Regions from separate parts of the Mus musculus genome. Here region 2 is linked to region 1. The links are chromatin loops, found by intact Hi-C in ENCODE. Cell type or tissue: heart. All regions are shown on one strand.

The links. A loop is a pair of places that touch in the nucleus more often than their neighbours do. Peaks named below come from ENCODE experiments on the same cell type or tissue, not always from the same donor. Only the 100,000 strongest peaks of a DNase experiment are listed, where the experiment ranks them.
Region 2: a loop joins it to region 1, with 2.3 times the contacts of the local background. A loop is called at or near these places in 5 of 42 quality-filtered maps.

The regions. Positions count from the first base shown.
Region 1 is chr2:80,313,075-80,318,074 of GRCm38, forward strand. It overlaps Dnajc10 (DnaJ heat shock protein family (Hsp40) member C10), which reads left to right and starts at 2,392. Exons shown (of 23, transcript NM_024181.2): 1 at 2,392-2,731; 2 at 4,175-4,525. The coding sequence starts at 4,322. In heart, a CTCF peak has its summit at 2,499; a DNase peak (open chromatin) is centred at 2,457; H3K4me3 peaks cover 2,133 bases; H3K27ac peaks cover 1,632 bases.
Region 2 is chr2:80,636,360-80,641,359 of GRCm38, forward strand. Nup35 (nucleoporin 35) reads left to right here and starts at 2,453. Exons shown (of 9, transcript NM_027091.4): 1 at 2,453-2,573. The coding sequence starts at 2,534. In heart, no CTCF peak of the experiment used is centred here; a DNase peak (open chromatin) is centred at 2,412; H3K4me3 peaks cover 1,873 bases; H3K27ac peaks cover 997 bases.

The DNA.
Region 1 (5,000 bases):
ACAGCTCCTGTCAGTACCAAAGCAGGAAGAGCCCAGAATGACCCTAGAAAATCCTACTGTGTACAAAAGCATCTAAGCTTAGAGAATGGTAAGATTGGCAAGATGGCACAAAAAAAATTTTTTAAGAGTTTCAACTGGCCAGATATAAAACTACTTAAATTTCTAAGTAAAAGAGAGTAACAGGTTTGATCAATTTTATAAAACAGGAATCTATGAATCCACAAAAATACAATAAATAAATCGAAAGCTTAACAAGAAGAATTTATTTCTCCAAGTAGCTCCCTACAAAGGACATCTTATTAAAAGTAAAATGTAACTTACATGGAAAAAAATCACAAAAATCCTCCTATTCAAGTTATTTACCACTACCAACAATGGGAGAAACAAAAATTTGAGACCATCAGATAAGACAGTGAGAATACAATGCCATTTGTTACATGTCTGTCAAATGAACACAACTAAATCAAATCATGAAGAATCCTCAGTCACATAAAAATAGGATCTATCTATAGTATCTATAACACAACTGGCCTGAATTCTATACAAGTTTAAGACCTTGAAATCTGGGAAAACTGGATAAACATTTCTCATTAAGGAAGTCTAAAACACGATTGTGCTAAACAGAAAAAAAGAAAAATAGCTCCTTACTAGATCCTCATACTGGGAAGTCTTACTGATAATTGGAAAAACCGGAATCTGACATTTGTGGACTAGACACTGATAATGTGTTCACAGAAACTTCCCATATTCGAAGGTTGTACTTTTAAAAGAAAGCATCCCATCTGTGAAAAAAACACACACTAGTTTTGGGGGGTGGGGGGGGTCATGGGAGAAGTCAACTTACTCCCAAACTTTTGAGAAAAACAATTTTTTTGTACTACAACATTTAATTCCTTGTAACTTTAAGATCATTTCAAATTAAGCAAAGTCATCCTTACATAAAACATTTCATCACTTAAAACTCTTCTTCAGCTTCCCATTGAAAAGGGGGAGGACTTTTAAGTTTATTTTTAAAGATTTGTTTATTTTTATGCACATTGGTGTTCTGCCTACATGTCTGTGCAAGAGTGCCAGAGCCTCTGGAACTGCTGTTACAGATAGTTGTGGGCTGCCATGTGGGTGTTGGGAATTGAACTCTGTCTTCTGGAAGAGCAGCCAGTAATCTTAACCACTGAGCCATAAAACCTCTTAAAATGAGCTGAAAGCTGTTGGATGGTCGTTTCTACCTTTTGGTCTTACTGTGATCTGTGTTTCATATTTTTTCCTTCCTAATTACAGATATATTTGAATAACTAACAGGCTAATGTGTCCCTCTATCATCCAATTTATTAGGAGCAGAAAGTCTTTGCTCTTGTTACCCACCAGTACATATCCCAGAGAAGAGAAAATGTTTTACACACTGCTTTAAATTACTTGTGGCATGCTGCCTGTGTGTCTGTGTTTTCTCTGCTTTTCCTTTCCTAAGCATCTCCTTTGAATCCTCCCTTCAGGAGTTGCAAACTATGTAAGATGCAACTCCAGTCCTTTACAATAAAGCTTTAAGAAGCTTCCTTACCATCTAAAAATATAAGTTGAAATGTATTCACTATGGTAACAAAAACCTATTAGTTTCCACTTGATTCTTCAGTTCTCTGTTTTGCTTTTAGATTTTTTTCTAAGGAGTTTTGGATCACCGTGGCATAATGAACTAGGTTGTTTAAGTGTTAATCTTATTTTCCTCAATTTTTAGTTACCCATTTATTTTCCATTTTGACATGTGTATGATAATCAGCTGTATCTCCCGAGAATATTTTAGGGCTGAGTTAACGCGTGTGTACTTCGGCCAGTTCCTGGTACAGGTTAACAGCTGCTACTTCAGGCTCTTTCTGATATTTCTGCCTTTGTTCGTTATACTTCCGCTTCTTTCCTACAATATGTTGGTTTAGCAACAGGTCCTACAGCCATAAAATTATTAACTGACATCTGGTTAACTACCCAAAGACTCACTATCAATTTCTACTTATTTCAAATCACTACCACCAGCTTCCATCACTTCCTCTTTCAGGGACTTTAATGTGTCTACTTCAACGGTCAAAGTGTCATGACTCAAACACTGCAGTTTCTGTAACAAATCCAGTAAAGGAGAGGATCAGAAGGCAGATTCACAAATCCAGAAATCCTGTAGAACGCTTCATATTTGTTGATACATAAAAGTTGTAAACAATTTTATTTCTAGAAAACTTTAATTATTCTGTCCGGTCCCTGGCAACGGGGTCAATTCAGACAAGTTCTCCACTTTCTGCCAAATCTGCCCTTTCAAGGATACCCACCCTTTAACCAAACCTCCAGAGAGCCGGATCTCTCCACCCGGGTTTTCCCGTCGCCCTGGCAACGGGACCGGAAAAGGCGGGCTTCACACCCTTCCTTCCGCCAGCGGTTGACTACGGCCGCAAGATGCCTGTGGGCCGCGCTGCGGGATGCTTCCCTATCTCTGGCTAGGAGCGGGACCCGCAGCCACCGCCGCAGCCACACAGAAGGCCACGTCAGCCTCGGCGGTCCCACCCGTCCCTCCCTGCTGGCCACCCGTCGGCCTTCGCCCACGCCTTTCCCACAATGCCCCGCGCCAGGCCCCGCCCCGCCGGCGCGACGGGAGCGGCAGAATTGCTGCTGCGCGCGTTCGCAGGCAGCGTCCGGTCCTGCCGGGTCCGGAGCTCGGCGACCTGAGGATGGGGCAGTAGCTGAGGACGCCGAGGTGGGCGCGGGCCGGGCTCCACGCACTGCGGGGGCATCAGGGAGGGAGGACGCCAGACCCATCCCACCGCCTCGGTGCCCCCATTGCGCCGGGTTTTCACGGCCCCCTCCACCCCACCTCTGCGAGCCCCCTTCTGCTCGCACTTTCTAACTCGGGGTCTCTCTCCCTGGTCCGACCTGGGACCTCAAGGCGCACCCTTGCCAGCCCCGTACCCTCTGTCTTTCGCCTCTCCCCGATCCCGCTCTGGAGCGGTGGCAGCATCCCTCATTAACACTGCGTTTACCTGCAGCCTCACTGGCCCCAGGCTGTTCAGTTATTCCCAGGCTTTGCCTGAACCCACCCTAAGCCGAGGGACACCTTATCCCAAAGTCGCCTTTGTTGAGATTTGTTCTTCATTTGTTTTCCTTCCTGATGGTTGTCAGTCTGGGTATTTCTGTTTTACTGTCAGTATATTTTACAAAGGGCTATTAGGGGAGGCGGGTGAAAAAAGGGAGTTAGACGTGAGGTGAGGCCTGTTCCCAGGTAAGGAGAAATACTTAGAAACATATCCGGACTTAAGGGAAGAGAGCTGAAACTGAGGAGGTTAGGGAAGTTAGATCTTTTTTTTTTCCCCCAAAGCATTTGAAGATATTAAAGAGGACTAGTTTAGCTGTAAGGTTAAATGTTAGGGTTTTACCCTCAAGCAATGCCTGGTGCTCTTTGTTTTCCTAGTTTTTACTCCAGACAGGAGCTTTACAGTGAAATTGCATTGATTTGCAATTATTATAAAATATCTTCTCTTGGTGCTAACACTTTAGAGAACTTGTGTGGCCTGCTTTTTTAAGTTATCTATTTTTATACTGATGTTCTTAAACGGTTATGTAAAAAAGTACAACCCTCTTGGAAAAGCTTCATGCTTCCTTGTTTTTCCCTCGAAGGCATTCTCTACAAATGAGATTAGATTTAAAAAAGGAACTTGATAAGCTTTCCAGGCGTGGAAGGAGCTGAAAGGGAGGAGGTATTAGAAAGGGCAGCGTGCTGGGAGAGAAAAGAAATACTGCTGAGTCTTATCCTGGTAGCATCATATTGACCAGAGCCTTTGTGTCTCTGTCCCTGTCTCTCTCAGTATCTCTGTCTCTGTCCCTCCCTCCCTCCCCCATCTCTCTCTCTCTCTCTCTCTCTCTCTCTCTCTCTCTCTTTCTCTCGCATATGTGTGCCTGTGTTTTTCTTGAAAGCTAGCTAGCTACTACTACTCATTACCTTTTTCCTGCTATCAGTGATTTTACAAACATGCCTACCTGAATACAGGGGCAAGGGAGGGTCCTGGAGAATAGGGGTTCAAAGCTATTCACAGGGATGTGACCTTCAGTGTGGAAACTGTATTACTGGCTGTGTCGCTTGACAAATCATGCTATAAATGTTAAGTCTGAAAAGTATTTTAACTGCCTGGTTTGCTCTCTTTAGGTTAACATTTCTGAGCTGTGTTCCCGAGATGCTTGATTGACCCTTGAAGTTATGTGGACAGAGATTCTCACGTGTGTCTATTTTAACCACCGGACCCAGCATTGTATCTTAATGTTCACATAAGTCAGAACTTTCATAAGAAAGAGAATGGGAGTCTGGTTAAACAAAGATGACTTTATCAGAGACTTGAAGAGGATCAGTCTCTGTCTTCTGATACTGTACGTGGTCGTTGTGGTGGGCACAGATCAGAATTTTTACAGTTTACTTGGAGTGTCGAAAACTGCAAGCAGTAGAGAAATAAGACAAGCCTTTAAGAAATTAGCACTGAAGTTACATCCTGATAAAAACCCGGTAGGCAAACTTTCTCTTTTAAATATCGGGATATTTATACTGATGTGCTTAAACGGTTATGTAAAAAAGTACAACCCTCTGGGAAAAGCGGGTTTTCACTCTTTTTAAATCAGTGAAATGCTTAAGCATACTGTCGGAAATTGTAATTTGGGAACTGTAGATGTAATTCAGAAGTAGCGCCCTTACACAGCAGGCACACGACTCAGGGGTTCGATCCCCACCACCTGAAACCCAGTTCATCTGTTAAAGTAAAACCAGGAGAAGCCAAGTACAATGATTTTGTTGGCATCAGATACATAGTTACCTCTTCTCTGTAAACTGATTTACAGCAGAAGTAGAGACACTAACCCCCAAGTCTTGTCTGTGAAGTGGTGTTCACACTCAAGTGGGTGATGAACCCATAGAGACAAATCTGCCCTCAGAATTCAAGTGTCCTGCAGATGTGACAGCAGTCACTAGTCACAGCGTGCTCTAA
Region 2 (5,000 bases), 320 kb after region 1:
CAGAGGCAGAGGCAGGCAGATCTCTGAGTTGGAGGCCAGCTTGGTTTACAGAGTGAGTTCCAGCACAGTCCAGGCTACACAGAGAAACCTTGTCTCTAAAAGCCAAAATCCCAAAACCAAACCAACCAACCAACAAAAATCTCTAAGAGTGTTTTAACTTATAATTAATTTTTTCATATATGTACAGATAAGTGAAAGTAAGAAAGAAAAGATAATGGTCCGTCTTCTCCAAAACATCCACAAGTGTTTAACAGATGTGATTATTGACTTAGTTCCCTAAATGGGTTATTTGAGTTGAGAGTGAGCCCTAAGAACCATTAGACAGGAGGCAGAGGGACATGAGTCACTATGGTAGTGTTAGTCACATAATAATAGAAACTTTAAGAAGAAGTGTCAGAGAGAGAGAGAGAGAGAGAGAGAGAGAGAGAGAGAGAGAGGGAGGGAGGGAGGGAGGGAGGGAGGGAGGGGAGGGGAGAGGAAGGAAATGCAATGCCTCTGGCTTTGACTGGACAGAGTGATGCTAGCAGCCAAATGACAAGTATAGTCTTTAGAAGGTGGAAGGAAACCCATACTCCTCTTGTATCTCCAAAGAAACCAGGCCTATTGCTGCCTTGATAGGAGCCCTTTAAAACATAGTCTGGATTTCTGGCTTCAAAAAAATGTGGTTTTTTTTTTTTTCGATGCTTTAAGTTACCAATTAGTTGGTGATCCAGCACAAATCATGTGCTTTTGTCTCTGTAAAGACCATTGCTGAGTAAACACTGATTTATATGTACAAGATCAAGGCATGCATCTTTTGATATGTAGAACACACACTTATTTTAAAATTTATATTTATTTATTCTTTTGTGTGTGTGTGTGTGGGGGGGGAAGGGGCAGAGTCTGTATAGCTTTTGCTCTCCTGGAACTCACTATATACAGACCACGATGACTTTGAACTTGCAGAGATCCACTTGCCTCTGCCTCCTGAGAGCAGGAATTAAAGTTGTACAGCATTGCATTCAGCACACCCTTTTTAAAAAAGGTAAACTGAACATGTAAGTGGTTTTCAGATTTTAATTCTGGGTGGGTGGGTGGTGGTGCACACCTTTAATTCCAGCACTCTGGAGGCAGAGTCATGGAGGCCAGCCTATTTTATAAAGTGACTTCCAGGACAGCCAGGACTATGCAGGGAAAACAGGTCTCAACTGAACCAAACCAAACAAAATAAAATTGAATTCTAGGAATCTGTCATTTAATATTGGAATCATTGTGAAGACGTGACAGCCAGCTCTAACCCCATGGCGTTGTTGTATTGCCTGTACAGGAAGAAACCGCTGTCTCTCAGTCTGTAATGACACTCTCCTAAGAGCGGTCAAGTCTGTCTAATGATTCATACCTGACTTCTTTGTAGTGACTCACAAATTTAACACAGTATCAGGCTCAAGGCTGTTGGCTTTTGCATTTTTATTTTTATTTTAGATAGAATTCTCTGTGTAACCCTGGCTGTCCTGGAACACCCCTGTAGACCTGGCTGGCTTTGAACTCTTTGATCTGCCTTCCTCTGCCATCCAAGTGCTGGAATTAAAGGCGTGTGCCCCACTGCCCAGCCAAAACTAAATGTATGTTAACACACACATAAGCACATGAATATACATACTCTAAGGAGAGGTAGCAGAGTGAAGAGGAGAGCACACAGATGCCATGGGCAGGATGCCTGTGGCTCCAGGGCTTTCCTTATCATTAACATGGGCAGTGGTGACACATGCCTTTAATCTCAGCACTTGGGAGGCAGAGGCAGGAGGATTTCTGAGTTCAAGGCCAGCCTGGTGTACAGAGTGAGCTCCAGGACAACCAGGTGATGCAGAGAAACCCTGTCTCAAAAAAAAAAAAAAACCAAAAAAACAAACAAACAAAAAAAGCTACAAGAAATGATGATGGAAAACATATTTTGAGAAAAAAAGGCTTATATCAAGTGCAGGAATCAAGTTGAAAGAAAGGAATATATAGTTTCATTAAATGTACTTTAATAGGTGCTAGGGAAGTTGATGCAAAAATCTCACTAATTATCAAGAGAGCAAAGGAATCTTTATGAAGCATTAACAACAACATATTAGGAGGCTTTCCAAGATCTTTTTCTTCTTTTTTTTTTTTTTTTTTTTTAAATTTGGTTTTTCTAGACAAGGTTTCTCTGTATAGCCCTGGCTGTCCTGGAACTCACTCTGTAGACCAGGCTGGCCTGGAACTCAGAAATCCGCTTGCCTCTGCCTCCCAAGTGCCGGGATTAAAGGCGTGTGCCACCACTGTGGTTTACTAGTCTTAGAAGCAGACGTCTCACATTGCTCTCGGTATCCTCATAAAATCTTCCTTAGCATCCCAGACATGGTAAAGAAGGTTGCCCTCTTCCAAAATGGCTGAAGCGCCCTCAGCCTCCGCAGAGAGCATGACCGGAAGTTGCGCAACCCATAAGGCTGAGCGGCTCTTACGGTGATAAGAGTTTCCGCCATTTTTGAAAACTGGGAAGCTCATTGCTGGAGTAGGAGCGGCCGTTGCGATGGCAGCGTTTGCGGTGGATCCCCAGGCGCCCACGTTGGGTGAGTGGACCGCGGCTTTCCCGGCGGCACAGCCAGCGCGCTGTTGACCCGGAGGTGTCACACGCCACGGAGGGAGCGGGGAGCGCTGTGGCCGGTGACATCTGGGCGGTGGTACCCGGGAACCCGGCACGGCGCCCGGCTGCACTGTGGTCACCTGCCCCGTACCCCGAAAGCATGCACGAGGATGGGCGGTGAGCCACTGGTCGCTGTAGTAACCGGTTGCCGCTGGGCCACCTAGGTTTCTAGGTCGGATCTTAATGTCACAAAAGAAATTTGTATATGAATGCATGACCCAGAACCAACCTGGCTCGCCCGGCTCCCCCGCCTTTTACTTTGGAACTTGACTCTATTGGACGACTGCTGATTCTAAAGAATTATCCCCATTATTTGTTGGGGAAACGTTCCGAATATGCCGTATTTGGAGAAAAAACAAACCAATTAACATGTTGATTCTCCACTCCCGCTGAGTTTTGTGAGTAGTGACAATGGTCATATTCTACAACAGAAAACAAACAAAACCTGTCTACAGTTTCCTAGACGTATCGTAGTATTATTAGTTTATAACTCTCTAAGCTTGGTAAAGAGAGTAAGCATTGTATTTATTGTGTAGAACTAACTTTGTAGATTCAAAAGGCATGTAATGCTTGCCACGTTTTGGGTAAAAAGTTGTTTTAAGAATAGAGTTGCAGCCGGGCAGTGGTGGCGCACGCCTTTAATCCCAGCACTTGGGAGGCAGAGGCAGGTGGGATTTCTGAGTTCGAGGACAGCCTGGTCTACAAAGTGAGTTTCAGGACAGCCAGGATTATACCGAGAAAACTTGTATTAAAACCAAACCAAAAAGGGAAAAAAGAATGACATAACTTGATTTTGTTTATCATAAAAACTGAACCAATAATGCTAATAATGTAGATACACTGTTGCATTAAAACTTGTTTTCTGATTTTTTTTTTCATATTATTTAGAGATCAGGGCAGTTCCAGTTTTTCTGTCCAACAGTGACATTTTGGAGAGCATATTTTCAGGTGTAAGAAATGTGAACACATTCTTGTATATTGCCTAGCTTAGGCTCTGACTTTGTCTGATATTAACTGTTCAGAGTCACATGTTGCACGTGTTTTAGGTGTCTGCTGGTCTGACATCCTCTTGGCACCTCACCCAGGCACTCCTCTCTGAGGAAGTCAGTGAAGGAATTAACATTTAGGGGCAGAGATTGAGAAGTGGAATTTCAGACGTGCAGGATGCAGCAATCATTAAGCCTTTATGTTTAGTCATGAAGGAATGGTTAGTGGCAGTCTGGCTTCCTACTTTATCACGGTGTATTTAGGTAGCTGAGTTTTTTCTTGACCTAATTAGATTGTTATATAATGTGCAAGTGTATGGATGTGTTGTGTGTCCTGGGACTGAATTTAGGCTTAATGGCAAGGACTTTGACCCATTGAACCATCTCACCACACCTTGATAACTCTTACAGTTGTCACAGTTTTCCTACCCCTCTTGTAGATGATAGTTGTGATGTTACCAAAACCTTTGTATTTTGTTACAGGTCTTTTCTAAATATCTATTTAGAATATGCTTTTGTTGAGACTTCTGGTTTGAGTTTAACTTACTTTTTTTTTTTTTTTTGAGACAGGGTTTCTCTGTATAGCCCTGGCTGTCCTGGAACTCACTCTGTAGACCAGGCTGGCCTCGAACTCAGAAATCCGCCTGCCTCTGCCTCCCTAGTGCTGGTATTAAAGGCATGCATCACAATGCCCTGTTTAACTTTCTTTTGAGATACGTAGTAGCACTATGTAACATAACTAGTGCTTTACAAAAGAATTACAATTTTCTTTTTACACCTTAGTGTGTGTGTGTGTTTGTGTGTGTGTATACATTTTTCCCCCGAGGGGGAGGGAGGGGTGAGGATGGGAGTTTCAAGACAGGGTTTCTCTATATATATAGCCCCTGGCTGACTGGAACTCACTTTGTTGACCAGCTGACCTCGAACTTAGAGACCTGCCTGCCTCTTTCTCACGAGTGCTGGAATTAAAGGCCACCACCATCCAGCCTTACAGCTTTTTTGATACTTGTTTTATTCTTCTGAGTTATTTTGTTTTTTCATCCCTCTTTTTAAACTTAAACTGTTAGTATCCAGATCTGCATTAATAATGGAAAAAAAGAGGAAGGGTATGCTATTAAAAGCTTTTGAATATCAGAAAACAAGTATTTAGGCTATTTAGAAGTTAAGCAATAGTTAGTAAAAACCACATAACTCTCATACCAGACATCAGACTTCTCTGAATACAATAAATCATACAAAGGCTTACTCCCTAAGCCAGAAAATGAAGTGTTCATCAGTAGACATGCAAGTCTTCGTTACCACTTTACAAAGGTTTTGTATCATAAGATGCTGGTGGATTATGAAGTCCTTACTGAATGTTAGCTATC